Regions from separate parts of the Mus musculus genome. Here region 1 is linked to region 2. A link is a loop called in an ENCODE intact Hi-C map of the cell type or tissue named here. Cell type or tissue: heart. All regions are shown on one strand. Links, peaks and the distances in the headings refer to the core of each region. The heading gives the core; the rest is flanking DNA.

Region 1 (16,087 bases), core at 3,326-11,325, 360 kb after region 2:
ATCTACATATGTCTTCTAGCTCTCCCTGCAGCTTCCTGGGTCCAGTTCATTCTGATGTCCCCAGTGCCCATCTCAGAAGCTGCCCTAGTCATAGAGACACAGATTTCCTACATTTCTCCTAAGATTTGCACGTGGCACAGTGAGACCCAGCTCACTGGGCAGCCTCAGCTCTTCTGACCTGCATGCCTGGCCTCTGTGACACAGACCCCCCAGCCTGGCAAAGCATGCTGGCTCTAGCGAGGCTGTAAGTGCCGGGCTCGGGCTTATCTGCAAGGTCCCTCAGAAGCAGCACTGACTATGGTGAAGATTCGATTCCTGGGCTCCTTTCACAGGTTCTGGGAAGGGGAAGCAGGAAGGTTTGAGCCACAGAGAAGCCAGAAGCAGGAAAAAACACTCAGCAACGCTAGGACAAAAGCCCTTCCCATCCTGCATGACCCCCCACCTCCCCAACCAGGAAGGCGGCCAGAGGAAGTGCCCTGCCCCTGAATCCAAGATCCAGGAAAGCTGAGAATGCTTAGCTCCTTCTACTCTCTGTTCAGGGACTTCAGGGAATCTTGCAGCGTCTTGGGGGCAGGGAGGAGAATCTTCCAGAGCAGTACAGGGCAGGTGGGAGGGTCTAGCATCTGATCAATATCTACCTACATCATTTGGCCTAGAAAGGGCCAGTGAGAAAAGTCACCCAAGACAGAGAGACATGACATGTGGAAATGAGAGTCACAGTCAGTCATCAGTTCCTAACTCCCAGAGTCCCCTGGGGGGCTTGAAGTGCCCCCATAAGGCTCAGAACACCCATGCTGCACCTTATTCCCCTCGATGCCAGCCAGGCAGGCAGTGCCCCCAGCCCATCTGGCCACATGCCCAAAGGAAGCCCAGGCAGAGTGGCGTCAGCACTGACAGCCGCTCAAGGCTGCAGTGCTTCCCGCAGGGGGGTGGGGGCAGCAGCCAGCTGTTTATAGCTAGCCTCAGAACAACCAGGGGGGCTTGACCTAGGAGGGTCAGGTTGGGTTGTACCCATGCCAGGCAGCAGTGAGTCTTGCTGAGGATTCTGGAGTCTTGGGGGTGGTGCACATAAGGAGCTAGGTAGGATACTGCCGAATCAGCTCTCCGGCCTTAGCTAGTAGATGAAATGACTCGAAAGTTCTTCCTGTTGCTAGCCTTAGTCCCTCTAGCTGTGATCCTGCTTTCTTTACCTTTATGTGCACTAATCCTGAGAGAAAGAGGGCACTGAGATGAGGGAGGGCAATTGCATGTGGCAGGAATTCCATCTAGTTATCCTACATTCTTGTACACACATGTTTGCACACATACACCATCACCACATCACCATCATCATCACCATCATCATCACCATCACCATCACCATCACCATCATCACAGGTAGTAAATCACATTAGCTAGGAAGTACTCAGGTCCACAAACACACAAAGCCATATGCCCAGAGCCACATCTATGACAATTGAGGATGGTGGGATTGGGGTTCTTTCTGAATAAATGAGAGGATAGGATGGCCGGACCTGCTTCTGACATAGGCTGGAGATTTGGGGGCCAAGACAAATGTTTGAGGGAGCCCAGAGTCTCAAAGATAGAGGGAGCTGTCTATAGAAATGCCGAGAGAGAGAGAGAGAGAGAGAGAGAGAGAGAGAGAGAGAGAGAGAGAGAGAGAGAGAGAAGCAAAGCCTTGTGGAACACGGAGGTGCTGAGAGATCACAAACCAGGGAGGGAACGCACGAGAGAAAGAGGCTAAGAGAGACAGATGGAAGAGATAGGGAGCGGGGTGGACAGGGAACAGCAGGCACTAGGAAGCTGCAATAGCTCAGAAATGCCCTTCTTCCATGCAGTGGTACTTCCCCAGACACTGCCTGAAGCCACTAGGCTGCACTGCCCATCAGAAGGGTGATGATGGGCAGCTAAGATTAGTAGCTAGAGCCAGGGACTGGGGGCTATGAGGGGGTACCCACCTCCAGCTCCTTAAAGACCATGCACCTTCGTGCCCAGTCGACAATGGAGATAAAGGTCTGGTCGGCCATTCTGCAGAGGAGGCTGAAGGGCGCTGGCTGGTCAGAGCGGCTTTTGGCTGGCTCCTGCAGACAGCCCACGATGCGAGCGCGCACCTGGTCCTCCTCTGGCTCTAGTTGCAGCAGCTGCAATATGAGCTCTGGTACATTGGGCCCTCCTGAGAAGGGCTCTGGATAGCTGTAGGGTGGCCCTGGCTGTTGTGGGGGGCTGGCATAGGGCTCTGGATACTCAGACTTGATGGTGCGGTTAGAGAAGGCAGGATAGAGGTAGCCAGCCAGAGGTCCGTGGGGACCAGGCACAGCCATGGGTAGAGATGGGGCTCCAAAGTCACCCAGCGGCCCACTGGGTGGGCCAGAGACCAGGGCCTTGGGCTCCGGTGCGTGCAGGCTAGGGGGTAACATGTAGTCCGGTGGGGGAGGGGGTGGCGGGGGCACCCCCATCGGTGGTCCGGTCTCCAGCTTGAAGCCATTGGCCCGAATCTGTGCTTTCTTCTGCTGCTTCAAGGCCCGGTCTCTCTTGTACATGGGCCCAAACTTGTTCCGGCCACCCCGCATTCGATCAGCACGCACAGCTGTGGGCAGGAGCAGTCTGTCAGGTTCTACCTTCCCAACTGTCTGCCACAGATCTTTTCCCAAAAGATATGTCTCTCTCACACACGCTTATACCATTCCCCATTCCTATTCAGTGGTCTTCATCAGCCTTGGTTTGGCATCCCAGGCCTTTCTCCACATTCTCCTGACCCCATCTCTCTCTCCTCCACCCACTCACCCACCCTCCCCTCTGCCTGGAACCCCTTTCTTTTTCTTGCATTTACTTAACACCCAGTCCAATGTTGCCACCTCCAGGAAGTCTCAGAATTCCCCCAGGCAGAACCTCCTGTCCTGCCCCATACCTCAGGCTGAGAGCTCCTGGGTTCAGGCGCCCCGTCCAGGCTCTGACAGGGAGATGGGCAAAGCAAAGGGGCCCTAGTCTGCTTTGCTCACGGTGGGGTGCCTTCTTGATTGTACAAAGCTTCCCCCACGGCAGTCTACTGTGAGCCTGGGTTTGGTGCTGGAGGAGGGGACCTATTTCGCTGACCAGATGTTTTTCTCCTGGCCAAGAATGTGTCACCAGCCAGACTCAACAGGTGCATCTCTGCAGCTCCAGTGTGGCTCCAGCCCTTGCTCAGACAGGACCCCACCCAAGCTCTGAGAAAAGGGAGAGGGGTGGTGTTCCACACAACCAAAGCCTTGGGAGCCTGCCCGCCACATATCTTCCTGCCGGGAGGTGAACAGTGGGGCTTTGCTCCCTCAGGTTGCTGTGCAGGCTCTGCCACCCGCAGTAGCCAGCTCTCTGCCTGCTTGGGACCTGGACCTAGGCATGAGGGATCTAGACACGGGACAGGGTACCTCCTTCAATCTGAGTCCCTCTCTAGGTAGCAGGATGTGTCCACCGCTTTCCCCAGCCTTCAGGGCCTTCTCTGCAAAAACTTTAGCCAACAGCTGCTGGCTGGGCGCTCAGCCCGACTGGGGCCAGCGGGGTAGAAGCTATGACTGTCCACTCTCTGAGTCTCTCCTGATGGACCATTGCTTTCCTCTCTGGACCAAAACAGAAGGGGAGAGGCAGCTATAGACCATTGTTCCCTTCACCCCAACCTTCTCAGGGGTGGACTCTGAATGCATGGGAAGGAATCTCAATTCCCATGAAACTTACATGCCTAGACAGACAGACGGACAGACAGACAGATGCACAGTCTAAAGAGCGATGGACAAATAGCATCAGAAAGTGTGATAGTAATGGCAGTTACAGCTATTCTGCCGAGTCTTTCCCTTCACAGCAGGCAACTCCCGCTTTTTCTTACTCCCCCTCCCCCCAGTCCTCCCACTAACACAAGGCAAGCATTACTTTTTTACTTCATTATTCAAATGGGGGCATCTGCAGCTCAGAGAAGTCCCTAGTCTACAAGTGATAAAGCTGGGATTTGAACATGGTCAAGTTATTGAGAGCTGTGGCTTTGGCTGGCTTGGGGAATTTATGGGGTTGTTTGGGAGCTTCTCATACAGTGGGACTATTGGGGCACAGTTCTGTCCTGGAGAAAGACTTGCCTCCCGAGGTAGGGGTGGGGGTGGGGAGATACTGGATCTCAATATGATGACTAGCAACCACCTTGCCTCAGTCTCCAGAGTCCTAGGATTTCAGGGATGGACCACCATACTCTGGAAGTCTCATTTTTGATATTTTGGGACTGAGCCCAGGCAGGCCCTACATGCTACACTCTTCTGGCGCTAGACTCCCTAATTGCCTCTGCTCCCTGCAGAGCTGGGGCCCCAACGTCACGCCGAGGGGCCAATCACCTGGATCCAGAAACTGCTCCGCTTTCCCCTCAGCCCCTCTCCCAGGCCCGCCCGCGGCTCCCTGGGGCGGCCAGCAGTCAGGGGGTCCCGGGCGTGCAGGACGCGCACCTTCCAGGCGCATGCCCACCGTCAGGCACTTCTGGAAGCGGCAGAAGGGACAGCGCTTACGCTGCGTCTTGTCGATTTTGCAGCTCTGACTCTCGGTGCACGTGTAATGCTTGTTGTTCTGGACTGTGCGCTTGAAGAAGCCCTGCTCCAGAGGAAGGGAATGAGCGCCAGGTCCCGACCTTCGTTCGCCGCCCGCACCCTTGCCACCCGCTGCCTACACCCTCCCTGCTCCCGCTTTGCGCTCACCTTGCAGCTCTCGCACGTGAGCAGCCCGTAGTGGTAGCCCGACACCTTGTCACCACACACTGGACACAGCTCGTCCAGGTCCTCGTCGTACGAATAGTCCATGCCCGCGGCGTCCGCCTGTGGAAGGAGGATCGGGTCAGCGCGGGCCGACGGCGACTGGCTTGGGATTGCCCTGGTCTGTGCACACGGGGCGGTCCCCAGCCCGGGCCGGGTGCGGGGGTTTGTGGGCCATGTCCCTGCGCTGCAGCTCAGCCACCCGCCGCGTTCCAGGGCTGCTTCCTCGCCGCCTCTGCCGCGCCCGATCCGGGACCCTCGGATTCGATGCATTTCCATCCAGATTCGTTTGTCTGAGAACAAAACCCCGATTCTGAGAAAATCAGATAGGCTCGGACGCGGGCAAGACAGACGCCAGGGAACCAGGGCGAAGTAGGGCACACAGCTGGATTGTTCTGGGGGCCCCGACAGAGACCTGAGGCAGAGAGTCTAGAAGAGACAGAGACTCCAGCCAGTACTGCTCAACGGAGAGGGGATCCTGGGTGACAGGGACAGGAATGCGGTGCCAACGACATTGGGAGAGATTCGTAGATGGTTGATTGGGTAGGTAGGTAGGTAGGTAGGTAGGTAGATATTGATAGATTATGTAGATAGATGATAGATAAATGATAGGTGAGATGGATGATGGACAGATGGTGGATCGGTGACTGATAGATGATTTAAAAAGATCGATATACAGTACATAGTGAAAAGACGAAAGACCTGTGATGGGTAACGAAAAAGACGGGATCAGAGGCTAGGAGTGACAGGCCCAACGAGAAAACCACGGAGACACAGAATCAGAGACACAGTGAGAGACACTGAGCAAGGAGAGACACCCTGGAAAGACCGCGGCAGCGAGAGTGACAGAAACACAAACGCAAAACCTGAAGGACGGAGGTGCCCAGCGAGAGGGTCGGGGATGGGGAGACAGACTCTCGGCAGGCTGCGGCTCGGGCAGAGAGCTCCAAGGCGTGGCCCCGTGGAGGGACAGGGGCCGACCCTGAGAAGCAGAGAACCCAGGCGCCGGGCCGCTGGGTCCGCAGACAAAGCCACGCAGCGACGGCACCCACCGGCGAGCCGAGACGTCGGGCCGGGAGCGGGCGTTGAGGGCGCAGCCGGGTCGCGGGAGCGGGGCGGAGACCTCCGGCGGAGAAGGGGTACAGAGAGTGGGAGACAGGCTGCGGTAGACCTCAGACGGAGAGTCCAAATCCCGAGAGCCGTGGCCAGGAACGTGAGAGCCAGTACGACGGCGGCGCCCACCCAGGCCGCTCCCGCGAGCAGCACCCCGCCTTCGGCCCGCACCGAACCCCGCACCTTTTGGCCGCGCCGCCGCCCGCGATGAAGCCGCACCCGGGCTCAGCGCCGCCCGCCCGCAATGACGGCCACTCGGGCCGAGGGCGGGGAGACCGTCCCGCTCTGCCCCCGCCTCCCCGCGCCCGCCGCCCGCGGGGCTGCTCGAGGCGCACCTGGGACCCGGGCCCCTCCGCCGCACTGCGCGCTTCGCGAACCCGCCGCGCGGGGCCGGGGTGGCCGCTCTATATGCGCGCGTGCGGTATCCGGGGGCGGAGGCGCGGTTCTTGTCCTCCCCACAACCTGGCCTGTGCCCTGCCCTCCCTACAGCCCCACTCGGCCTTCACCCTCACCTCCTGGCCCTCCAGTTCCAGCTCGATCCTCCGAAGCCCGCGAGTTCTAAGAGAATTGGGGACCCTGAGCACCCCCGGAATCCGGTCAGGTGCCGTGTGCGGGGAAGCTTCGGGCCTCCCCCTGCGCAGGGAGGAGGCGACCTCCCGTTTGCTAGTCCAGTTTAGGGGTGCCGAGGCCTGAACGCTGGTCGTTTGGCCGCGTGAAAGTGGTTAAGGGTGTGAGTGGGGCGGTGAGCAAGGAAAAACTGGACTTTTGAGTTAGCACTACCACATTTGCCTCTTCAGGCTGCAGGCACCCACTCCAGCCCTGTATTTTAACCCGAAGCCAGCTCTCCCAGAGTGTGGCTGAAAATGGATGTGGTGCAGTGGACAGCAAGAGTTCCGGGGGGCGAACCCCATTACCAGGAGTCTCCCTCAGGCTGCTCGCCTGGAAATGGGATGTATGGTCAATTCCACTCTACGGCATCCCAAGGTCTGGTAAGCAGCCCGAGCTCCATGGGCGCAGAGCCCGAAAAGCAAAGCCGTGGGGCTATACCCAGGCGCCCCTGTGAGCTCTGCTCTAGCTAAGGGGGAGGGGGAGAACGCGGGGGGGGGGGTGGGTGGGGAGAACTACTGGGCCTGCGGGTGAGGTGGCAGAGCAGTTGCTCTGGGCTGGAAGCGTGCACCAGACCAGATGGCTTTTCAAGTTAAGTAACTAAGGTTGAGAGATCTTTGAAGAGGCCTACTCAATCCAGCCCAGTCTCCTTAGCCACCAGGGGTGGAAGTCAGTGCCAGGGACTGGAAATGGACGCCAGAAAGCCTCAGTGGGGAAGCACAGCAGTTATGCCTTGGCAGAGACCCACCCATTCAAAACTCTGTGTGGATCCCACCCGTGGCTCGGGTTTCTGTGGGTGCTGGACTAGGGTGCTTGGACAAAGCTGTGCTTGGACCTAGCACAGCGAACCTCTCAAGTCATTCACCCGATGGGGGGAAGAACCACCGAATCTAACCGATGTGGTTGTCCAGTCCTAGCTCAGGCAAGTCACTCCCTACCGTCCTACAGAGCTGAGGAGTGAAATTGCGTGGCTGAAGTGGATGAATCGTAGAAGTAAGGAGAGCGAGCCAGATCAGGCCCTCTCCCCACACTTGGCACCTAAACCTCAGGGATAGGGGCTACACGGGCTTATGAACAAATTCCCTCCCGATAGGAACCCTCAGAAAGTGAAACTGGGGAGGGAATGGGGTTCAGTGGCAGACCACGCCCAGTGTGAGGCTCTGCCGTTCATTTCTTACATTGCAAAAACACAAACAAAACCAAAACAAAAGCCCCCAGATGAACCTAGGCTCAGAGGCCAGCAGGCAATGGGGATGAAGGAATGGAGGTTGGTTGGGATTCTGACTGGGCTCTCGAGTAGCCCACCAGGGGCATCTTGGATAATGTGGACACTCCTCTGGGCTAAATCCCTGGTAGGATGGGGGATGGGCACCAAGCTGCTCTCTACCTTTCTGCCTCTATCTCAACCCTTTCCTCCAGGGGCCCACTGAATGTCCCCCCTTCCTGTACACTCTTATAGTGACGCACAGCCCTTCATCCATCTACCCAGGGAAGCAAAAGAGACACTGGCCCCGACTTACAGTAGAAACACAGACATACACATATGGAGGCTCAGATTCCTCCATAGATGCAACTCAGACACTCAGGCAGCAAGACTCCAAGACCAGAAGACAAACCTAAGAGAACCCTCAGGACAGACACAGAACACCACACCCTCAGGAACCCCCGGCTACCTCTAAGACACCACCAACCACCCTCAGACCCTACTGGGTCTGTCGCCATAGGCCTAGCTCCTCTGTAGCACACCATAGGAAAGGTGAGGGGTATTGTAGTGGGGAAATGGATCTAGAGAGACCCCTGGCCTTTTCCCTGCCCAGATTGGTGGGCGCTGGTCATTCTGTAGAGCAGGCAGTGGCCAGTCTAGGCCGGAGCAAGGCACTGAAGAGGGAGGCTGGCCATTAGAGGCCTGGGCCCCGGCCTTCACTTACTGAACGGAAGGAGAATTCTCAGCCGGATAAGGGTGGACACTGGACACCAGGGTCCTGGTGGGGAGGCTCCCAGGCCTCAGGTAGGGCAGTGGCTAGCGGGCTCTCAGAAACTTCTTCACCCAGCAGCGGGCGGGCAGCGGCGGACTGGAAACTGGCCCTGTCCGATCGTCCTTTCCTCCTCCCCTCGTGGGTGGGGGGGCCACCGGAGGCCCAATTGGTCTCTGCCCCCACGTGACTCTGCAGGCCTTTCTCCTCCTTTGTTGGTGTTTCTCTTCATTTGGGTCTATATCTTTTTTCACTCTTCTAAAAGAAAAAAAAATATCCCTATCTTTATGGGGGCCCTGGGTGGGGGCAGAGGCCAAGGCACTGGAGAGACCTTGGCCAGCTGGCTGTCCAGGCTGATGAGGGAGCCTGAGGCAGGGACCCCATGTAGGCAGATAGGCAGCGGCTTGTTAGCGACTGGGTGGGAGTGGGACCTGATTTATGGCCTGCTCCCTTACCAGGCTGGGAGTTTCTCCCCTTGAATGGCTTCCTCCCTGGGTCCTTGCCTGGGCTGCGTGGTCCAGCTTGTCCCAGATCTGAGTGAGGAGTCAGAATGGCTAGTGTGGAGAAATGGCATGGTGGAACCCATCAGGTGGGGTTTGTGTGGCCTTTTTGGTGGCTTCTCTGGGAGCTGCAGATATGGTCCATTGGTAGCTGGGGAAACTGAGGTTGTGCCAAGACTGCTGGGCTAAGGGTGTGGCTTCAGGGACTTCAGGTAGGACTATGTGGGTACTAGGACCAGGTAGGAAAGAAGGGTTTTTGTTTGTTTGTTTGTTTGTTTGTTTTGTTTTGTTTTGTTTTGTTTTGTTTTGTTTTTTGTCTAGATGGCCAGGCATCCCTGCTTAGCCAGTTCCAGAACTGGCCTAGCCCTATTGGATCCTGATGGCTGAGCCCTTCATGGTCCCCCATCCCACACCTCTCAAGTAACCCTGTGCATTCCTTCCTTCTACATCTATATAAGTGAGCTTTGTGAGCCAAGCACTGTTCTAGGCACTAGGGGACACCGTGATATGATGAGGACCAGGGACCCTCTGTCACAAGAGAATTTGCAACCATTTGTTCTGAGGAGTGGTTCAGGGGCATGAGTCCACAAAGTAGGGACCCCTGCTGGGAACCCCCACTTCCCTTGAAGAGACAGGCAAGTCAGGCAAAGCTTCTCATTTCTGAAGCGCTGGATGATAGGGCCTTTTCTGGATGATAGGGCCTTTTCTGGATGATAGGGCCTTTTCTGGATGATAGGGCCTTTTCTGGATGATAGGGCCTTTTCTGGATGATAGGGCCTTTTCTGGATGATAGGGCCTTTTCTGGATGATAGGGCCTTTTCTGGATTACTGAGCCAATTAGATTTGGGTTCAGAGTGTCTTCTCCTCATGTTACCACTTAGGGTTTTTGTTGTTTAGCTTTGAGACAGTGTCTCATTATGTAGCTTGGGCTGGTCTCTGACTTTCCAGCTACTCCCTTGTGAGGGCTGGGATTATAAGCATGCCCCATTGCAGCCTGCTTCAAGTTAAAAAAAAATACTGAGTTCCTATTAATGATACTCTGTTATGCTTGCAGACAGGAGCCTAGAGTAACTCCACCTAAGAGGCTCCACCCAGCAACTGGCTGAAATAGATGCAAAATAGACCCACAGCCAAACATTGGAGGGAGCCCAGGGAGTCGTGTGTGTGTGTGTGTGTGTGTGTGTAGGATTGAGGGCTCTGAAGGGGATAGGAACTCCATAGGAAGATCAACAGAGTCAAGTATCCTGGACCCTTGGGGCTCTCAGAGACTCAGCCACCAACCAAAGAGCAAGCATTGACTGGACCTAGGCCTTCCCTACATATGTAGCAGATGTACAGCTTGGTCTTCATGAGGTCCTCCAACTGGAGTGGGTGCTGTCCCTGACTCTGCTGCTGGCCAGTGTATACTGTTCCCCTAACTTGACTGTCTTGTATGGCCTCAGTGGGAGAGGATGTACCAGGCTGGGTTGGTACAGAGAAGAGAGGTACCCCTTCTTGGAGGAGAATGGGAGGGGGATGGGGTGGAGGGGTTATGCAAGAGGCAGGGCTGGTGGGGGGCTTCAATAAAAATAAAAAAAAATAGTGAGTTCCACAGTGATTTTACTACTGTTCGACATAATATTTGAGTAAGTTAAACTTGCTCATTTGAATTATATCTATACCATTGCACGCAACGTTCCTCAACACTCTGGCTTCGGTCAAGCCTCTTTAACCTAGAAAGTCATAGTTTTCTTGTATAGAGCTAGGATTTAACCCCTTTGTTTTGTTTTTATTATTTCTCGGTCCCCCACTTCATTATTTTTGTTTAATTTAAACATTTTTTTCTGAGTTTTAAATTTTTTGTTGGAGATAAACCATCACTCTGTAGTCCAGGCTAGCCTCTGATTGGTGGCAATTCTCCTGCATCAGCCTGGAGTGCTGGAATTGCAGGTGTAAGCTGCCATGCCTGACTCTATTCTCTGGCTGTCATGTACAGGGTCTCACTTTGGAATTCACACTGTTCATCCTCTGAGTCTAGTAAAGAAATGGACCAGAAAACACCATTTTACCCTGTGGCACACACAGTACCACAAAATCCTGCCTCTTTGCACCCCTTTTGATGGGAGACTTCATGAAGTAAATTCTATATCTCCTGGTGTGTGTGTGTGTGTGTGTGTGTTGTGTTGCTGGGGTTCAAACCCAGGACTTCAGAAATGCCAAGCCTGCCTTTTATTTATTTATTTTTTTTAGAAAATATTTTTCTTTTTTATATATTTGGTTTTTTGTTTGCTTGTTTGTTTTTTCGAGACAGGGTTTCTCTGTATAGCCCTGGCTGTCCTGGAACTCACTTTGTAGACCAGGCTGGTCTCAAACTCAGAAATCAGCCTGCCTCTGCTTCCCAAGTGCTGGGATTAAAGGCATGTGCCACCACTGCCCAGCTAGAACCTGACTTTTAAAACAGGTTAAATGGGATCTTTCAGCACCATGGTGCTGTGGAAATAACCAGCTAGCTTAGCTGTGATGTCCTGACAAGTCCTTGAGATTTGAGAGTTGCTGGCAGAGACTGGGTTTCATTCCAACTTGGCCCATCTCTGGCTGTGTGACCTGTTTACATCTCATGCTCTTCCTTTATAAAAGGGGTATGAGGTGTGATGGCACACGTGACTTACCTAGTGTCCTCTTAGGATGCCATGTATGCTCAGTAAATGTCAGACACACACACATACACACACACACACACACACACACGATCTGCTGAAAGCTTGGCTGCTCTGTCCTTAGAGGCTTTTTCCTTGTTGAGTCTGACATTGCAACATCACTGTCAACATTGCTTGCCCTTCTGTGAAAGTGTGACTCATGTCAGCTAGGGGAACCCTCTTTGGAAGACTTGCTCTATCTCTGGGCCCTCAGCACTGTTGAATGCATATCTGAAGGTCTAAGGCTCTGCTAATTCTTGTGTTGTCTCCTCTAGGTGTTAGCTGTCAGTAACACTTAGGCAGGGTACTCTTTATTTCTAGTCAACCTTGGATATGATATACCCACATCTTCAGGGCTGCCTCTTATTCTGGCCCACTGGCCTCAACTCATAGAGGTGCTCCACCACTGGACCAGACAGAGCAGGAAGGAGCTGGGGTTGTGGACATGGGAATAGCGTTATATTCCTGTGAATCGTTACATACCTAGGTTTAGTCTCAAACCCTTGCTACCATCCTGGGAATGGGGTAGACTATCTTTATTTCACCTGCTGTGAGCAATGTTCAGGGCCTAGCAGAGTCAGGAGGTATCTCTCTAACGTTACCCAAACATGGACAGCTTAGCAGTGGGAAAGCAAAGCCTACACTCCATCGCCTGTGTCCTGGGCAGCCTGTGTTCCCGTGTAAGCTCAGCTTCGACGCTGGGGGTCTAGGCTAGGAGACCTATGGCAAGGAAACAGAGTCACAGCCCTGATTCAGCACTGCCTCCCCAAGGCAAACAAAGCACACAGGCTCACTCCTGAGGAGGGACTTTCCCAAAGTGCCAGGCTTGTTTCCTGGAGGGAGAAAAAAAGGACAAAAGAAGCAGAGACCTGGACACTGAGAGGAAGGGGAGGGGGGACAGTTGTGATTGGGGGACAGTGGGGAGAAACAGCTAGAAAAAGAATCTAGGGAGAGAGAGGGAGAGGGACAGAGACCTGCTAATGGTAAGGAAGACCCCCAGACGGTGGAGGAGGAGAATGGGGGAACTTCAAGAGGAATAGAGAAAGAATTGTGCAGGAAAGGAGAGGAAGGGAGGGGAGAGAGAGATAGAGAGATGGAGGCAGAAAATGGACTAAAGGCCAAGGGGCCCAGGGAGCTAAAGGCAGAAGAAACTAGCTGTGGAGACCCCATTCCGGGCAGTGTAGGGGGGCGGGCCTGCTGGCAGCAGCAGAGGCTGTTTCCGCTGCACCCCTTATCAGCCTGCTGCCAGATGTTCAGATCCGATGCCAATGTCAGAGAAGTCCACAGTGCTGGGTCAAGGCCGTGGAGGGAGCCTCAGCTGCATCATGAGGAGGGTGGTGGGGCGGGGGCGGGGGGACTTCATTAGACCTGCTGGCTTTTCCTCCTCCAGTGGCTCACTAGGCTGGACCACCTGGTGAGGGGTGGGGGAGACTGAGCACATCTAGTGGCTACTTCTCAAGACGGAGAGGCAGGGACTTGTGGAGGCAATGTGTAGAGACTGCCAACTCGTAGATGAGAATACCACTGCACCCCTACTCCAACACTGGAGGTAGTGTGTGGACACACACACACACACACACACACACACACACCACAGTACAGAATCACATGGGGACAACTTGGGGTTCATTCAGAACTGACTGCTTCACTATCTCTCTGCATCCCAATCTCCCAGCACTCCTGCAAGAACCCCTTAGTGTTCATCCCTTTCCCATCCTCCAAACCTGAGCCAAGACTGTAGCCAGCCCTGGAGCTGCCAGGTAAGTGCCTCTTGGTCCTATTCCAACAGATGCACTTAGAAGCTCCATGACTTCCAAGGAAGGCAGGGCCCAAGGGACTCGGGACCTTCTAGAATGAAGCCCAATAGAGCCCCTCCTGGCAGAGGCAGGTGCTGGGCATCTGGCAGGGCTGAACCTCTAGCCTTGGGCCTGGGCCTCTCTGCCACGCTCCTGGAGCGCAGCTGTGGCCCCTTCCTGGGGCAGTTTATCTCAAAGCGCACACGCTTGGCCCTCAAGAGGTGACCCAGCCTTGCTCCCCACATTCCTCTCCAGTCCTGCAGCCGGGTGGGCCCCCCACAGCTCTGAGTCCAGGCCTGAGCTTGGGAGGTAGTCAGAGCTGCTACTGGGCCCAAGCCCATTGCACTCTGGGCTTTCTCTGCTTCTCTGCCTCCATGAATCTGTTTATCCCCATATCTTTCTCTCAGATTGCCCCAATTTGTTTTTCTTTGCTACTTTCAATGTTCTAATATATTTTTTCTTTGCTTTTTCTCCAGGGTCTCTGAATTAGACCAAATCTCGGGGACATCTCTGCTCTTATGACTAATGACCAACATCCATGGGAAGAGTCAGACTGTGGCGAGAGGACCAAAGGGCCCGGGAAAGCAGAGTCTGTCCTGGGAACAATGGGGTGACTGGAACATTTAGGCCCCCTTCCACCCACCTAGGAAGCCATCCCTAGTAGATACATGAAGCAAGATCTGGTGGGCTCTTCCATGTAGTGGAGGAGGCTAGGGCGTGAGGTGGGTGTAGGGGGGAGGGGAGGAAACTGGGACTGGAGGTCTTAGCCTAAGGACCTCCTTCCTGTTTGTAGGGAAGCGACTGCCTCAGAAAGCTGCTGGGGGAGAGGAGGGAGGCCATGGTGACTTCCGGGAAGAAGGCCCAACCTCCCTGTGCCCACATGGGATTCTCCAGTCCTGGCTTAAAATAGTGCAACTCTGCCATTGATGCTGGACCCAGCCTGAACCTCGAAGGGTTGCAACCATGGTTTGTGCTGCCAGTAGGAGCGGTGGTTATGTGTGAGGGTCTACCCAGCTATCTAGTTCAAATCAGACTGTGCCCCGTGGCCACAGGGACTAAAACAAACAAACAAACAAACAAACAACCCCACAGATCCTAGACCTGAAGCTTTGGATGCAAGTTTCAGCTCTTGCACTGATCAGCTTCGAGACTTTGGTCTGGTGCCTGCCTGGCTTTCAACCAAAATGAAGACAGTGGCATGGCACGGTCTGGTGCCTTTTAACCAAATGAAGACAGAGCCTTGCCAGACATAAAGTGGGTGCACAGAACTGGACTCCTGTTGTTTTCATACTGCACTCTGCTATACCTGCATGCTCTAAGGACTGGGTGTAGAGCAGGGAAGGCTTGTGGAGAGGGAGCTTGCAAGGAGGGCAAGGATGGGGCTGTGGTCTCCATGGTGAGACTTGTTGCCAAGGGAACAAAGTCTCCAGGAGCCCTGGGTCTGGCAGTTGGGCACTTTTGCCATAGGAGCTGGCAGGCTAATTGTCATTGCACCCAAACTCCTGATGGGCCATCAGGCCAAGGCCGGGCCGAGCAGAGAGGGGGCTCCTGGCTTTGTTTGGCCTCTGCTGCTGGAGTGGAGGGGCTGCAGCTTCAGCACACAGCCTCCATGTATGTCTGGACTTCAGTGAAGCCTGTTAGAGCTAGCCATTGTCATTCCTAAACTCCTCAGCTACAGGTACCATCCTCTACTGATGCCAGTGGGCCAGTGGGGACCAGGGAGGCATCTATCCCCTTGTTGATGTTCCTGCTGCGCACAGGCTGCCTGAGGGAAGTGAACCCTGGAAAGGAGTCTCTGCAGCCAGATCATCCAATCCCAGCAGCCTCCCCTGTCACCACTTCTGGATGTTTGTGGCTCCACTGTTGGAACCTGGAGCGCTAGATTTCACTGCTGGTTACACAGAGACATCCTTGCTCATCTCCAGCCTGGAGAGGAGCTCAGAGAACATGGGTACTTCCAAATAGTCACCCAACATTTATTCCTATGAATTCCTGAGTGCTCCCTAGTTAGGTCTCCTTACGCAAACTATTTATTGTTTGGGGCTTCAGTTTACTCATCTGTAAAATGGGATCATTACAGCACACACTTCACTGAGCTGCTCTGGAATGTGACCTCAGTCACCCACTCTACATCTGTATCACTTAGGACTTTAGTGCTGGAACAGAACACTAAGCTATAACCCTTCATTCTTTCTTCCTAGACTGTCACAGCACAACCCAGGAAGTTCAAAGCTCACCATTACTTAAGAAGCAACTTAGATATTTGGGAGAGCACTACCCCTAATTTTACCCCATGGAATGCTGACTCAACAGAACTTTTACAGATGACAAAAGTAAACCCAACAAACAGGTAGTTTTGGTGCATCCTGGCTGGGCTAAGTGGGGTGTTCCTTCACGTAGGGCTTCCCAGAGCCTTGGCTATAGACAAAGGAGGGTTGGGAGTCTGGGATCAATAGTGTGGCATTTCCTCAGTTTCTGGCACACACTTCACTTCCAGAACTGTTTCTTTTTTGACAAAGCCTTCATGAGTGACTATGTTCAGAGAAATCACAGGCTGGGGTCTTGGGACACCATTGCTTTTCAGCCTGATTAGGTTGAGCCTGTATACAGTTTACAGGGTTAATCTTTCTTGGGTTGGCTTGTTTTTGAATAGGGAAAGGTTCAACC
Region 2 (16,087 bases), core at 4,144-12,143:
CAGATGCCTCCTCCGTATGATGCCCACCTGTATACCTCCTGTACTGTTGTGCTGGTTATTAACAAAGATAAAATTCGTGCTGGCTGTATTTTTGCCAAAAAGAGACGAGCATGAACATTTTCACACATGGGCACGAGCTTAGGCAACACCAGTGCAACACCTACTTGTGAGCAAAAGTTATGTACACTATGTAAAAAGTATGACTTCATGCTGCCTCAACTGTGTGTCCTGTGAGATAAACTACAGAGGTCCTGGCTTCCCTTTAATTGTGCCAGGCAAGCAGACATTTCAGACTTCATTTCTCCCCACTATCACATGGAAAGAAAGCAACTTGTAAAACGGACCTAGAAAGGAGTTTCAGTAACTGTCTTGCCCTTTTTCTTTTTCACCCCAAATCACATTTTCTTTTCTTTTTTTCTTCTTCCCGAATCCCTTCCTGTTCCACCAGACACCTAGCCATTGCCCCGGGTTCAGCCACGAGACTCAGGGCTGGCAGTTGGGATTTGCTGGGCAGGCCATGTTATTGTTAGTTCTTGTGCAACCAGGTGGCAGGGTGGGTCCAGAGTGGGAGAGCTAGTGGGATGGAGTACCCCATAGGAAGGAAGAGAATAGGCCTCTGGTCTTTAAGAACTGCCAAGTATATCCCGGAGTGAGAAGATCCAAATAGGAAAAGAAAAAGAGGGAGCGATTAAGAAATTCGCTGAGTGCCTACTATGCTCTATATATTTTCCACTCATTTCTTTCATCACACCCAAACACCTAAAAGGAGGGGGCCTTCTTGTTTCCCTTTGAGAAAGTCAAACATTGTAAAGGAGGTTGAGTCACTGTCTCCGGATCACACTGCACGTACATGGGAGAGAGCTATGGACTCCTTGTTTCTTTTTCTGAGTTCCTAAAGACATGCCTCCAGACTGCAGAGCTTTGGAGAAATCCAGGAGCTACACGCCTGGCAGTATAGTCCCTAGCTCACTTGAAGAGAGGATATGCTGGCCGGCCCGCTACCCTTGGGAGTCATTGCTCTGGTGGCACTTGCGCCTGGTCCCCGGGAGGGCTGCGCTGCTAAACGCAGCGCAGAGAGTAGCGCCCCAGACCGAAGCCCAGATGGGCGGGAAGCAGCCGAAGGCTCTTGAAACAGTACTCCTGGTCTGTCTTCTCTGCCCCTCCTCAACCCCAGGTTCCAGAGGCCAAGGGGGAGAATGGAGACTTCCTCAAGCATCCTTTGGCAGCGCTTTTTTAGGACAGAGACTCCAGGAAAGGTTTAATTTTTCTTCCTGAAGAAACACAGGAAACTGTTCGCAGCCTAGAAAACTCCAAACCCCGCGCTCTCCCTTCTCCCTCCCTTGCGCCTCCTCCTCCAGCCTCGCCCACCAGCTCCCACCACCTCCTCTCTCCGCTCCTCTCCTCCTCTAGCCTTTCCCCTCCCTTTGGGTCTCCCGCCTTCCCGGAGCACGCGCTGCCAAGGCCTGGGGCGGCGGGCGGCCAATGGCACGGCGGCAGGACGTGATGTCAGGCGCGGCTGTAGAAAAGGCGCGGAGGCTTGCGCTGGCGCGGACTGCAGAGCCGAGGCTGAGCTCGGCGCGCGCTTGGGTAGCGTTGCGCGCGGCTGGGCCCGCGGCCGTCGGCTCCTCCTCCCACTCTGCTCCTCCTCCTTTTTCCTCCTCCTCCACCTCCTCCGCCGCCGCCTCCTCCTCCTCTTCCTCCTCCTCCTCTTCAATTCTCCCAGTGGCTCGGCTCAGCTCGCAGGCTTCGCGGAGACCCCCTACTCCAGTTCGCCTTTGGTTGGGAACACACCCCGGGGGGAAGAGACGTGCAGGCATCTGGGCCGCCGCGGGCACCTAGCTGTTCCTGGGTGAACCCCGACTGCAGCCACCGCCGCCTGGGGCAGAGTTTGCGCCCCTGATTTGCGCCCTGGGCGCCAGAACCCAGCTAGCGATGCCTGCGGCGTGAAAGCGCCCACAGCGGGCGCCGACCTCTGCCCTGGTCTCCCGCCCCCACCTCACCCCCTGCCCTTGTGACCCTGGCTTCGGCGCCGCCGTCCAGGCGCCCCGCGATGTAGCTGCCCCCACGCCTCGGCGGGAGGCGTCCTGGCCCGCAGGCGCCCGCGGCCCGGAGCCCAGCCTGGGGGCGCAGCCGAGCTCGGGCGGGGCCGGGGCCGCGGTGGCGATGCACTGGGCCGGTTAACGCCGGGAGCGCCAGGCAGCTGAGGCGGGGGGCAAGCCCTTCCTCGGGGCAGCCGCATCCCCGGTCCCGCCGCGATGCTGTTCCACAGTCTGTCGGGCCCCGAGGTGCACGGGGTCATCGACGAGATGGACCGCAGGGCCAAGAGCGAGGCTCCGGCCATCAGCTCCGCCATCGACCGCGGCGACACGGAGACGGTAGGCGCGCGGCTGTGGAGTTGGGGCTGAGAGCTGGGACCTGGCGGGGCCAGCCAGCGCCTCTGTTCCCCGAACTTTAGGTAGAGTCCTCCGAGACGCACGGGACCAAGGCTGGGGAATCCTCGGACAGGGTGCAAGGCCCGGGGCACCAGACTCAGGGGAAACTCAGCTGCTAGAGAGGAGGAGGGAGTCAAGGTTGAAACCCAGATCTGGACTGCGAGGGTGGAGGAGAACGTTGTTCTAGAAGTGGAAGGGGAGTGGAAGTGGAGGCCACTCTCTTCTCTCCGCTCCCGGAGGCGCTCCGGTCCACAGACCTGACTCTCCACTACTTTGCTCCTGGTGCTGGCGCCGACGCCTCGGGAAAAGGGAGAACCGGTGGAAGCCCTAGCTGGTTTGAATCGCTTTCAGTCTTCTGGCAGTCTGGGATTCTCTCCTTAGCTCAGTTTCAGGGCCCTGCGACATCTGGGCCAGCACTTTCCGTTGATCGTGACCCGTGTTCCTAACTGGCTAGATTTGGCCAGGCAATGGTTCGGAGTTCAGTCACCGGCCTGGCTTCTGCGGAAGGAGACTCCATTAGGTTCTCTGTACCTGGCTCTGCTGTCCCGGCCCCAAATAGCCTCCCCCGGGGCCAGACTAGCAGACGCTGCCTAAGCAGCGGCTGCAGTGACCTTTAGAGACCGAGGAGGTGGGAAGCCTGGCCCGAGTTTCTCCCTTCTAGAGCCACAGCTCCGTGACCTCCGGGTTTCCCCTAAGCCTTTCTTTCCGGATAAACCTCCGCTGCTCAGTTTTATTAGGAAAAAAATTTCACATGGGCCTGCCTTGCACCCTCCTGGAAGGTCGCCCTGTATCCCACTTAACCTACTCGCAAGACCCAAGCGGGAACCAGAAGTTGCTGGACTTGCCCTGGGCTGAACCTTTGGTCTAAGGATCAAGAGGCTACTGAGGCTTGGGGCCAGGAACCCTGCTGCCTCTGAAGAGGAGTACCGGTGGAGGAAGACTTTTAATACTCACCTTACTTTACTGTCTTGGTTCTTTTCTGAGGCCCAGCACCTTTAATAAACACTTTGAGGAATTCCCTTGGAGAGCTTGGGGGAAGAGACCCCTCTGTCCCAATACTTAACCGCTGTGAGGATATCCTGGGGCAAGGGCACGAGGGCAGGAATAGGGAGACCTAAGGCCTGAGAACAACTTAGAACTGTAAAGTGTTGCTGCAGCGGCTTGGCTCGGTGGTTGCCTGGAGCTGAGCTGTGCAGCTTGGGCCTGGTAGATGGAGAAAATGGGCTGCCCAGTTAGACCGTCCTCTAGGCGGATTCAGATATAACCAGGGCCAGGGAAGGAGCTCAGGGAGAGTTTTCTTGGTGGGAGCATAGCTGTAGGCTGTCCCTTATGGCAGTGTTCTGTCTTTCTCCTTTTGTAGACCATGCCGTCCATCAGCAGTGACCGGGCAGCGTTGTGTGCTGGCTGTGGGGGCAAGATCTCTGACCGCTACTACCTGCTGGCAGTAGACAAGCAATGGCACATGCGCTGCCTCAAGTGCTGTGAATGCAAGCTCAACCTGGAGTCGGAACTCACCTGCTTCAGCAAGGATGGCAGCATCTACTGCAAAGAAGACTACTACAGGTAGATCCTACCCAGACCCTGCCCATTGGCCTTCAGGGACCCACACCTTCCACCTCCTTGGCTTTCACTCCCAGTCCAGGTTGCCCCACCCAAGACCCTTCTTCTCCAAGCCAGCACCCACCAAAATTTGGTGACAACTTTCTAAATTAGCAATTCGGGGCACCCTTGGAAAGAATCATGAAGTGTAGGAACAGAAAAACCAATGTTACCCTCCTTTCTGAGTTTAGGGTGCTTAAAAAGTCAGCCTGGGTGGGTGGGGTCTTCATGCTACTTTCCCTTTTGAAGTTTCTTGACTCAACCAGAGGAGACAGAAATAAGACACCCCAAACTCTGGCAGCCTGGCTGACGTGAGAGCACATTGGAGGGGGAGCTAGAATAGTTCAGCAGCTTGGGGTCTTTGGGGTTGGGGGTGAGGCCTATAGTAAAAGGTGGCCAGGGTTAAAAAGTAAGGGCCACGGTCGTCTTTCTCTTCCCCAGCCTTAGAGTTAGGGTCTATTTATAGATTCTCTCTGTGTGTCTCTATCTCTATTTCTCTCTTTTCCCATCTCTGTTTCTTCCAAATTACAGCGGTGTGTAGAATTCCCAGGTGCTGGTCTAGAGGGAAGGGGCAAAGGTTGAGGAAGGGGTAAGTGAGGGAGTTGCTCCCCATTCTAAGTAAAGTCTTTCTTAAGACTTGCTCAGATCCTGAATAAAGTAGACTTTCCTGTGGGTGTGAAGATGGCTAAGGAAAACTATTTCAGGCAGGGCCAGGCCTGGGTTAAAATCTAGTTCCCTCCTCACTAACCCTCTAACTGGAGTCCAGGCTGTCTGTCTTGAGGAGGGGACCCCACCCCACTCCCCAGTGACAGCAACAGCACCTGGAGGAGGGGTATAGGGATATGGGGGGGATACCCAACCATTTGTCCCCACAGCCCCTCCCTCCATGGTCCCCACAGGCGGTTCTCTGTGCAGCGCTGCGCCCGCTGCCACCTGGGCATCTCGGCCTCAGAGATGGTGATGCGCGCTCGGGACTTGGTTTATCACCTCAACTGCTTCACATGCACAACGTGTAACAAGATGCTGACGACCGGCGACCATTTCGGCATGAAGGACAGCCTGGTCTATTGCCGCTTGCACTTCGAGGCTCTGCTGCAGGGCGAATACCCAGCACACTTTAACCATGCCGACGTGGCAGCGGCGGCAGCCGCAGCCGCAGCAGCTAAGAGTGCAGGATTGGGCTCAGCCGGGGCTAATCCGCTGGGTCTTCCCTACTACAACGGCGTGGGCACTGTGCAAAAGGGGAGGCCGAGAAAGCGCAAGAGTCCAGGACCCGGGGCAGATCTGGCAGCTTACAACGCCGGTGAGTGCAAGACCGTCTGAAGCCTTGGCGGTGTCGCGGGAAAGATTTCAGTGTGCTTGTTGTACAGTGGGTACCTACGCACCAGTGTTCTGATAGAAAGGGCTTTAGCACTCTGGCTTCCAGTCCGTGCTCCTTCGGTTGAAGCAAGCATTAGGAGAGAATGCATTAGTTCATTGGTGATCCAGGTGCAGGACCTTGTCGCTGAGAAATTGTATTTTGGAGTTGCCTTTGGTTTGCCTCACCGGCTTTGCTGTGCAGAAAGTGCGGGGGGGAGGGGGTTGTGCGGGGGAGAAAGGCGGTGCCGACACCAAACAGGCTCGGAGTGGCCGAGGGTGGGGAGACCAACAGCTCTAGGCAGCGAGGGTCCCAAGAGAAAAGGTTGGCAGTGGCCGAGAGCACCATTGGGTTTGGCTTGCAGCCCGGTTATATGGAATGTCCCCAGGGCCACAGGCTTGGATCTGTTACTAGCAAGGGCTATGGGTCCTTCTGTCCAGCCGGATCTTCAGGCACCCGGCACCTCCAGGTCTCGGGGATTTCCCTTCCCCTCCTAGCAAGCAGCTCTACCAAAGACACTGGAGCTGGAGGGTCCTCACAGTAGGCTGTGAGGGGCTCAATTCGCATTTCTTTGTCGTCCGGGGGGCTTTCCAGCGGACTCCCACACCATCCTGGCTCTGAACAGTTGCGAAGGTTCTGAGGCCCAGCAACATCTGCCCGAAGTCTGCAGGGCCAGGAAAGGTTTAGGACTCGCCTGGCTTTTTAGTTTAGTTTAGTTTATTTGTAGTCGTTTCCTCTCTTAAGTTTGTAACAACAAATCCGATGCTCAATTTTTTTTTCTTCTCCTTTTCCCCCTAGGGTAAATCACAAGATGGGGGGGGGGGGGTTGGAAAACCAAAACAAACCAAGGTTGTAGATCGGCTATGGGTCAAAGCAGAAATTAGGTTCTTTAGGATTTTAAATAGTCTGAACTGCATGCGAAGGGAAATGTGGGCTAGTAGAGGAGGTCCTTTTTCGGTCCAACGAAATTTCGGGATAGAGGGTCCTGGGACCTACTAGGGAAGGGAAAAATGCAACCCCCGGTTGGATAAGTGATAAAGTGGTGGTTGGTTCAGCGATTTAAAATTTGGCAAAAGTACTACTAAAGATAACGTTCCTTAGAGCTCACCCACTAGCCTTAAAATACAGTAGATTCGGTCCAGGCCCATTTCTCCCCAAACCAAGTGGCCTCTTATTTATCAGCTGGGTCAGCTTCCTTAAGAAAGAGGTGAGGTGGGGTCTGCTCCCGGGTATCTGGTGTGTAGGGAGTTTTCTTGGACGCACCAGGTTGGCACCCGGTTTGTGACTGAGCAAAAAGAGGGTGAGAGGTTTCGGGATTTATTTTTGCTTTTTGTTGATCAGTCTTGTCCTTCCCAGGAGGCAGCGGGAAGATGTGGCTGGTAGCTGAGTTCCGGAGAGGCCCCTCTGCTACCTCATTTTTCTCTTTGGGCCCCACACTCATTCCAGTCTTTTCTGTTCTGTTCTTTCCGCCTCTGTGTTTCTCGGTTTGTCTGCTCCAATTGCGTGTGTGGGTCTCGGCCTTATCCCGCCTGGACTCAGTCCTGGGAGGAACGGCGCTCGGGCCCACAGGCAGTAGCTGTGCGGCTCAGTTTTTCGGGGCTCCCGGGACTAAGTTGTTTGCCCGGCGTAGCCAGACTTCCCTAGATCTTTCTTTCCGCCTCCTCCTTCACCTCCCAGCGCCCGCAGGAGAGAAATGGCTGCACTGTGGGCCTTGGGATATCTGGGGTTGGAACATGGGACCCAGAGAGTTGAGCGTGAGGCTGTGGGCTCTGTGTGCGTGCTCGTGGAAGAAGGCTTCGGATTGCGAGGACACCAGTTTGCGTGTGTAAGCGCCCTGTACCCAGGGGCCAGACACACGGACACTTTGCAAATCGGCTGGGGGCGCGGGGGAGGGGGAGGGCTGTCCTATCGAGGGAGGTAGATCTGGACGCTTGGTAGGAAGGGGAGTAGCGGGTGTGTGGGTGTGGGTGTCCCTGGGCCCGGGGCTTCTGGAAGAGTGACCCAGGCCTCAGGTCTTAGGGTCGTAAAGTTCTTCCGGGGCGAGAGCTGTGGCCGCCCGCCTCCCACGGACCCTCTGGTCTTGGCGCGCTGACCTCGCTCCAGAGGCAGGATGCAAATCTCCCCGAAACCCGAGCGGGGCTGCAGGTCAGCTTGGGGCTCATGATCGGTGGTCGGAGCCCGCGAGGGGCCCCGGACATGCACTTTGCGGAGCTATTTGCGCGCCACAGCCGCGGGAGTCTTGAGGAGATCGGCTGGCCGGCTCGGCCTCCCTGAGCCCCAGCTTTGTGTGTGTGTGTGTGTGTGTGTGTGTGTGTGTGTGTGTGTGTGTGTGTGTGTGCCTGGCTGCGTAATTACTGATTTGATTCCAATCCATTATTTAGACAATTGAACCTACAGTCTCGTCTTTAGTAAAATGAGGCGAAGTCAGATTTGATTACAGGTTCAGTCCCAGCGACAAGAGCTCGAAACCCGATGGGTTAATAACAGATCACGAGTAAATTATTCATGATTTTACGAGCTCTTTAGCTCCATTGAATCGGCCTAATTGAGAGGAAAAGGGGGGGGAGAAAGCCCTGGTCCTCCCCACTTCTCTCAGCCCCCTCGCTCCTCCCCAGAACTGATCTTGGGGAATCCCCACACGGCCCCGGGCTTTAGGGGCGCGAGTGAGGGGGGTCTGGGTATCGGCGCCTCCTCCACCATCCTGGCTCCTCCAGGTCCAGCTCCAGCTGCAACCCCGGCCTTCACGCCCGCCCGGCGGGGCCTCGGCCGGGTCACCTAGGGCTCCCAAGCTCTTTCCTCCTGGCTCGACTTCCTAGCCAGTAGACGTTTGGAAAAGTCTTCTCCATAGGGTCCTTGTCTCCTTGAGCCCAGGATTAGTTCTGTCACGAGGACTCCCCACCACACATCCCCTTTATTTCCGAGACTCTCCATACTCTCCATTCAGCTCCCTTTCCCCCCCCCACTGCCCCCACCCCGCTTTCCCGTTCTCCTGGTTGCCAGTTCTCTAGCTTTCTACCTCTGTCGTCTCTCCCACCCCCACTCCTCCTCGGTACCACCTTCCCCCATAGTAGGCCGCTCTCAGGGCACCTCCCTTGGGCCTACAGGGCGCCAGGGTCCCCACGGAGCTCATTAACAGCAGTGAGGCCCAGGTGGGGGCTGGGCAGAGGGATGAGCCCAGAGATTCCCCCTGGGGGAGGCCTGCCCCAACCCGGCAGAACTGGGGGCTGGGAGAAAGAGGAGGGTCCATTCCCTGTGCTGTTTAGTGCTGCTGGCTCTCAGGAGTGGTAGTCTGATCCCCCTTTAAATTCTTCACGCTGAATGTTCTGGATGGGGTATCTGGATGCTTTGGTACACGTGGATACAAACTGATATAAGGTCGTTCCTGATTTACAGCTCAGGTTTTGAAGTAGGAACCATTGAGGCAGTGGCTTTTGGGTAAGGGTAAGGGGGGGTCCCCAGAGAGGGCTTTCTAAGTAGTGGTGTCGGGATAGCCACTTAATTCTGAATTTTGGGCAAAATTTTAAAAGTATCCTAAGCAGCATATAAATGTTAGATAAAATTTTAGTTTCCTTTGGGTCCGTGCAATCTTTTGAGACATGTGATGGTTGATGGTAAAAAAAAATGATCTGTTGTTTATCAGAAAATCAAATCTAACTGGGCACTGTTTACATTTATTTGCTAATTTTGGCACCTCTATTTCTAGGCATGGACTATGTTGAAAGATACCTTTCAGTCTGTAAAGATGGGGTGATTGGGATGCATGTCCTCTTCAGCTGAGCAGTTATTGACACCCAAAGTTTCTAACCCTTTCCCAACCATGACTCCTCCACAAACCCTAGTAAAACCCCTTGGGATGGGGATAGACTCCCTAAAGAGTCAGGCTTTCTCGCCTCTCCCAGAGGCGTTGTAGCAGGAAACAGGAGGGGGGCTCCAGTGTTGACTCAGGGCTCAGCCTTTACCAGAGTGTGAGAGTGGCTTCCTTTCCTTGGCTTTATTTTCTTCCTCTAAAACGGGAACCTTAGTGGTGGGACAGACATAAAGCCAGAGCCTAAGGTGGGAGTCAAAGATAAGTTGCAATCTTCCTCCAACTTCTTTCCCTCCCAGTCTACAGTCTACAGACTGCTCTCTCTCCCGAGGATGGATAAGCTTCTTATAGCTTCCCTGAACTCCATTTGCTTCTTCTGCAAACCTGGGAAGCAGCTCACAGGACAGTGCTGAAGACAAAAACTACAAAATGCAATTCCCAGCTGTAGACCTGGCGCTGGGGGCCCTGGAGCCCACTGGGTCCTTCGGGGAGGGAGTGTTGATGAAAGCGGAATGAAATCGAGGCTGTCAGTAACTTCTGGGTGCCAGCGTTCACTGACTGCTAAAGGGAGATAGAGGCGGTAGGGTTTTTCTTGGAGAGTAACTTGGGAAACAAAAGAGCGCAGGACCACGGATGGCAGGCCCACACTGCTGTCAGAGCCTGGCTTGCTGCCTTCCCTTTGTGTCTCAACATCTGTAAAAAGAGTTGCTTTAACTGTCCAGCAGCTGTGTGCTTGCAAAGAACGCCTTTTAGGGGCCGGCAAGCTAGTTCAGTGGGTCAAGGGGCTTGCTGCCAAGTTTGCAGACTTGAGTTCAATCCCCAGAACCCCTTTCCCCACCCCCACACAAAATAAATACACGTAAAAGAGTAAGGAGAAAGACATTTAGTGCAGCCTCTGGCATCCAAAAAGACTCCACTGCTGCTCTTGAAATTATTCTTGCGACATGATGGCTTCTGGGTGTTTCGTTTTGTTTTCCAAGGTTCAATCCACTGCTTCCTAGACAGGTCCCATTTTCAGTGAGCTTCATTTTCTCCATATCTAAAATGGGGATATTATTACCATCTCAGCATTGTGAGTGCACATAACCGGGTTCCCGGACTAGATGTGTTTGTCAGTGGGTGGTGTGGACTTGGCGACCACGCAGAGTCAGGAAATTCACCTGCTGCTTCTGCGTCCCTTTCCCAGCGCTTAGCTGTAACGAGAACGATGCTGAACACCTGGATCGTGACCAGCCCTACCCCAGCAGCCAAAAGACAAAGCGCATGCGCACCTCCTTCAAGCACCACCAGCTTCGGACAATGAAGTCTTACTTTGCCATTAACCACAATCCCGATGCCAAGGACTTGAAGCAGCTTGCGCAAAAGACCGGCCTCACCAAGAGAGTCCTCCAGGTCAGCTGGGCCAGGGTGGGGGCATCTGTAGCTGCCAAGTCCTGAGGCTGAATCTCACATGGACCAGGACTTTTGGAAGAACCTTCTGCCTGTCTGCCTTTGCCTTCTTTTTATCCCTTTGTAGTTTGTCTTAGAATGTCAGCCTTTTTGCCTGCCATCCCATATTTCCAGTTTTCATCCTCATTTTTTTTCTCTTTGTGTGGTCCTCTGTCTCCATACTTGACTTTTTTTTTTTTTTCTCCTGGTGGTAAACCATTCTTAGTTATCATCTTTTACTCAAATGACTCTCCAACGTGCTCATGTTTTAAGAGGCCCAAGTGTTTCAGATGAATCCAGAGCCCTCCTGCTCTGTCCCCACCCATGGGACTTTCAGTGCCATAAGTTGTTCCTCTGTCCATTTGCCCCCATGTCATCCTTCCCTTTCTTGGAATTTCTTCTGGCAGTTCTGACTTATCTCCTGAGTTGTTGTTCGTTCGTTGGTTTGTTTGTTTTATGTTGTCTGCCTCCCAGACTTTATAGGAAACAAGGGTTGGAGATGGTGTGGTGTGCTAGACAGGATCTGGAACTTTCATGGGATTTCCACACCCCCCAAAGATGTTGAAAACTCTAGCCTCAGGCCCACACTTGAGGCACCATGTTGGGACAGCAAATTTCAAACTTTCTGCTTTTCTGGTACTCATTGATAGCGCTAGATGACAAACCTCATCTGCATCTGCATCCTGAGCTTCAGTTTACAATATGTGAAATGCACCAAGACTCACCCAGCCGTGCCACTGATGGGAGGTGCTACTGAGGTGATGTGGGTGACAACTTGATACTCTGTGCTCGGCGGATGCTAGTTAAAAAAATAACATTAAGTTAGTTTGTTATGTGATTAACTGGGATGAACAGTCCTGGTTGTTAGAGCTTAAGTTTCCCCATCATACAAGGCAGAACCTCCCCGCTCCAGTAGAAGTTTAACCAAAACCCCAAACAAAAGAAAATATGAGAAACTATGCAGCCTCACTGTGTCACAGCTAGGACAGGTCCTGGATATTGAAAGATAAGTGAGTGGCAAATCAGAAGAGTTGCATAGCCTCTCTTCAGGAAGTTTCAGTGACTGTCAGAAAGCAAAACAAAACTTAATGGGGTGGTGACAGGGTGTGACCAACTTTGGCTGGAGCGAGGGTGACGACCTCAGAGATCTTCAGATGGTGGTAGAGCCTACCAGGTGGGCACCTGGGAAGTCTCTAGGCATCCCTTCAGCGACTGGTGATGTATCAAGGGAGGTAAGGGAGATCCAATGGCATGTTGCTGCGCCTCTCTTTGAGTCTGCCCCTCACTATTTGGTCTGTGCTAGGTAGCCTTCGGTTCTTCTGGCCTGGACTCTGGGGTAGCGCGGGTGGGGTGGGGGGTGGGGTGGGGCAGGCACACTGCTGTGGTCAGTGTTTAAGTTACTCTGGTCAGTTCGTTCAAACTTTTCGTTTCTTGGGGTCCCCACTCTCCTTGGAGACCTCCTGCTACGCACCCCCCAGAGCTTCTCCTTTAGTTCGGCATAGCCTGGACTGAGTGAGGACTTAGTACTTTTCTCTGGTTAGTAGCTTCACTCTCTTTCCAGATGCCTTCTGGGATGCTGAGAAGTGGGGGAGATCTGGAGTTCAGAAAACCTGGGCTCACAAATGACCCCGTGGTTTATTTTACCTGCTGTGTGTCTTGGACAGATCAGTTACCTTCTCTGAGCCATGGCTTTCCCATTTGTAAAAAGGCCCCCAATTAGGGCACATCTCTCTCCCAGCTATTGCGATTAAACTCACGGTTCAGTCTTAATAGTCATGATACAGAAGAGTCTGAGCCTGCTTCTTTGGAGGCAGGAGGTAGGGTTTCCTGGCTTAGAAACATGTACGATTTCCAGCTTAGCTCTCTCTTATTCTTTTATCTGCCTATCTCTTGGAACCAGGCTTTAGGGCACTTATATATGAACTGGTCCTGACCCAGAAGAAACTCATCTGTTGGTTAGAGACAGCTACATAACAATCAGTTTCTCCTTGGGGTAATTAGTTCGGGATAGTGATGGAATGGGCCAGGCTCTCCACATCAAGGGTTAGGACTTCCCTCCCCACAGTGCAGATGAGCACATGAAGGCTCAAATGATGGCCTGCCCAAAGCCACACTTTGCTGGCAACTGTCCAGCCAATGGGCAGAGTACCCTCTCCGCTGAGCCAACCCAGGCTGGAGTTCTCAAGAGTGTAAGCATCACTTGGGGCCTGTAGCTTGGGATAGGGTCTCTCTTCATTCCACACCTCTCTCCATCTCCTCTACACAAATCATTTTTTCTTTCCTAAGAGCCTGACTGGTGATGACTGCAAAGCATCTATTTAACCATGTAGCTACCTCACCTTAATCTTTTCCTGCCTGTTTTACAGTTGAGAACATTTAGATTTGTTTTTGTTTTTCAAGACAGGGTTTCTCTAGGTAGCCCTGGTTGTACTGGAATTTGCTGTGTAGACCAGGCTGGCCTCGAACTCTCAGAGATCCCCTCGAACTCTCAGGCACTGGGACCAAAGGTGTGTACACTACCACCTGGCAGCTGAGGAGGTTTTTAAGACTTAGCAAGATAAAATGGTTCGTTGTGGGTTATAGAGCCAGGCATGGTCAGGGTAGGACTTGCTTCTCATTGCCTGACTGTCAATGGAACATCTTGGGAACCTAGGCTGGGGGTGATTTGCAGTGAGACAATTGTTAATGTGTCTTTGGAAGGTGATGGACTAGTTGAAATCCCCCCTGAGTTACCTGCCCTAAGGTTTGGTGCTCCTTTCTGACCCTGAGTAGGTAGGTTGCATAGTTAAGAACCTGGTCTGGGAGAGGAATTAACATATTATACACAGCCCTGGGTAGATCACCAGCACCACGAACAAACAAAGCTATGTTACAAAATAAAAACAGATAAAATGATTCCAGAGTCAGTTCACCAGCTTAGTGGTACTAGATCCTTTCATGTTCCCTAACGCTTTTCTCCCACGGTCATGGTCATGGTTCGCCTCAATCCTTCAGGGGGTTTGCAGGACAAAGGGCATTGAAACTGAGTTGTGTTCCCAGAACTGGGCAATGCATGATGTGCGTGAGGGAGAATGGTGGCCCTATGTTGTATTCCGTATATACAGTGTGAGCCCCACCAACATTGTAGGCCAGGGGGTACAGCATCTCTGTTGGAATCTGGAGGCTGCTGCAATGAGGTCCTAGTTTAGCTCTCCCACTCCCACTCGGAAAAGTCTTTGGTGTTAACGGCTCCAAGCTTCGGTGGCCTTAGCTGTGGCACAGTTGGTAGAGTGCTTACATAGCATGCAGGAAGCCCCAGGAGTGATCCCCCAGGTGTGATCCCCAGCATTCTGTAAGCTGCATGTGGTCGAGCACATCTGTTACTCTAGTATTCAGTAGACAGAGACAGGAGAATCAATTCAAGTGAGTTCAAAACCAGCCTCGACTATGTGAGCCCCTGTCTCAAATAACAGTAATAACAATAATGATAACCCTGGCACTTACCTTACTGGATATCAAAAGGAGAAAATGAAATGATGTGATTGGATCCATGCACGTATGTTAATGTCACATAGCATTGTGTCTTTGGTAGGGATTTCAACATCCTCCCCCCCCTTATTTTATAGTTGGGGAAACTGAGGTTCAGTGAGCTTTGGTTTACAGTTAGTAATGAAGCCAGGAGTTAAGCCCAGACTGTTCTTGAGTCCAGGGATCTTTCAAAGCGCGGGATTGTCACTTGGACCCAGCTGCAGAATGCAGAAGACAGAGCAGGAGGGTTCCGGCAATACATAGCAAAGCTTTCATCACGTCAAAAATTCCATTTGTCACCACCAGCACATTACAGCCACAACACTCATGGTCCAGTGTTGGGAAAGGTGACCTGGAGGAGTCACAGTGGCTTCCTCAACAGAGGTTTGTTATGACATGCCTTGCCACTGTGTGTGGACTCCTAACCACATCCATGCCTCTTGTTCTTGGAGGACATGCAGATGCCCTGGGCTTCCTGAGGGGTGGTCAGCTGATTGATCCTGTGTAGGTAAAGTCTCTGCAGGGATTCCTGGTGTCACTTTAAAAGAACATTTTAAGTGCCAATGTCTCAAAAACATTTTCCCCATCACTAGATAGTTGTCATTAGCCCAGGAGAGAATTCAGAGAGGTGCAGTAAGAATGTGGAGTGGGAATCTGAGCTGGTGCAGGCAGTAGCAAAGACTTCCCTGAAGGACAGGTGAATGACTTCATTTCCCTGAGGCTCTGGTTCCCACTTACAAGATGGTCATTGTCCTGCCTGGCTTTAGACAACTTGAGGCCAGATGTAAATACACTGGCAGGGAGTTTCACAGATGACAGGCCTTGAATCTTTTGTTTCGTTTCTTATGGTCACGGGGATCCAAGCCAGGACCTTGCACACGCTAAGCAAGTGTTCTTCCACGGAGCTGTGCAGGAGACGGAACATCAGCCCAGAGAGGTGGAGAGATTTCCCAACGTGTCACAGCAATTCAGTGACAGACCTGGAGCTGAAACTAAGAGCTCTTCTGTTCTACCCAGTGCTCACTATTTTTAGTTCTTTGGGGAAAAAAAAGTATGAAAAAAGATTTATTTTTACATGTATTGATGTTTTGCCTGCATGGATGTCTGTGTAAGGATACCAGAGCCTCTGGAACTGGAGCTGTCAGTGCTCCTACCTGCTGACACATCTCTCCAAACTCTGAATTAACCCCCCCCCTTTTTTTAGATCACAAAATAATAGAACCATTATTCAGATCCTTAAGACAAATACGGAGAATTGTCACTGTTGAGAACACAGGCCCAGTGATTTCTAAGTTTGAAGCTAAGTAGGCAGGGGCAAAGAAGGGGCTTAAAGGATCTATGTGTCAGTTCTGCCGACCTCTGGCTCTGGCACTAATATGTAGGCCTACCCCGCAGGATTATTACAGGACCCAACGCTTAGAGGTCTGCTGGGCCAGAGCCTGGCTTAACTACAGAGTGATAACGGCCACCGTTAATACCTTCTTCATGAATTGTAACAGCAGAGGCTGTGATTGAGTTGTTGGTATTTATTTATTTATTTTTTTTTTTTTTAAAGATTTATTTATTTATTATATGTAAGTACACTGTAGCTGTCTTCAGACACACCAGAAGAGGGCGTCAGATTTCGTTACAGATGGTTGTGAGCCACCATGTGGTTGCTGGGATTTGAACTCTGGACCTTCGGAAGAGCAGTTGGGTGCTCTTACCCACTGAGCCATCTCACCAGCCCCCTGGTATTTATTTCTAAAGCAGGGTTTTTGGTTCTTTTGAGACACGTTGTAGAATGACCTTGAGCATGATAGGTAGCCTGGGATGACCTTGAAGTCCTGGTCCTCCTTCCTCCACTTATCTGGACACGTGCTACCCTGTTGGGTCTATGCTGTGCTGGAGATCCAGCTCAGGATTTAGTATGTGCTAGTCAAGTGCTCCATACACTGATCTAGATCCCCAGATCTGGGG

The links. Peaks named below come from ENCODE experiments on the same cell type or tissue, not always from the same donor. Only the 100,000 strongest peaks of a DNase experiment are listed, where the experiment ranks them.
Region 1: a loop joins it to region 2, with 4 times the contacts of the local background. A loop is called at or near these places in 6 of 42 quality-filtered maps.

Annotation. Positions count from the first base shown.
Region 1 is chr2:38,705,953-38,722,039 of GRCm38, forward strand. It overlaps Nr5a1 (nuclear receptor subfamily 5, group A, member 1), which reads right to left and starts at 8,590. Exons shown (of 7, transcript NM_139051.3): 1 at 8,405-8,590; 2 at 4,704-4,820; 3 at 4,458-4,599; 4 at 1,959-2,587. The coding sequence starts at 4,805. RefSeq lists promoters at 4,790-10,438, 8,417-8,647, 8,471-9,145, 8,554-8,773, a cis regulatory region at 8,632-8,640 and enhancers at 8,722-8,741, 12,150-14,001. In heart, for the core only: no CTCF peak of the experiment used is centred there; no DNase peak of the experiment used is centred there; H3K4me3 peaks cover 2,182 bases; H3K27ac peaks cover 281 bases; H3K27me3 peaks cover 6,266 bases.
Region 2 is chr2:38,349,519-38,365,605 of GRCm38, forward strand. Lhx2 (LIM homeobox protein 2) reads left to right here and starts at 1,790. Exons shown (of 5, transcript NM_010710.4): 1 at 1,790-2,375; 2 at 3,793-3,995; 3 at 4,931-5,334; 4 at 10,380-10,585. The coding sequence starts at 2,256. It overlaps Gm13584 (a long non-coding RNA gene), which reads right to left. Exons shown (of 2, transcript XR_003953793.1): 1 at 14,105-16,087; 2 at 10,810-11,420. Gm27197 (a long non-coding RNA gene) reads right to left here and starts at 1,222. Exons shown (of 2, transcript XR_374289.3): 1 at 1-1,222. In heart, for the core only: no CTCF peak of the experiment used is centred there; no DNase peak of the experiment used is centred there; H3K4me3 peaks cover 3,015 bases; H3K27ac peaks cover 318 bases; H3K27me3 peaks cover 6,882 bases.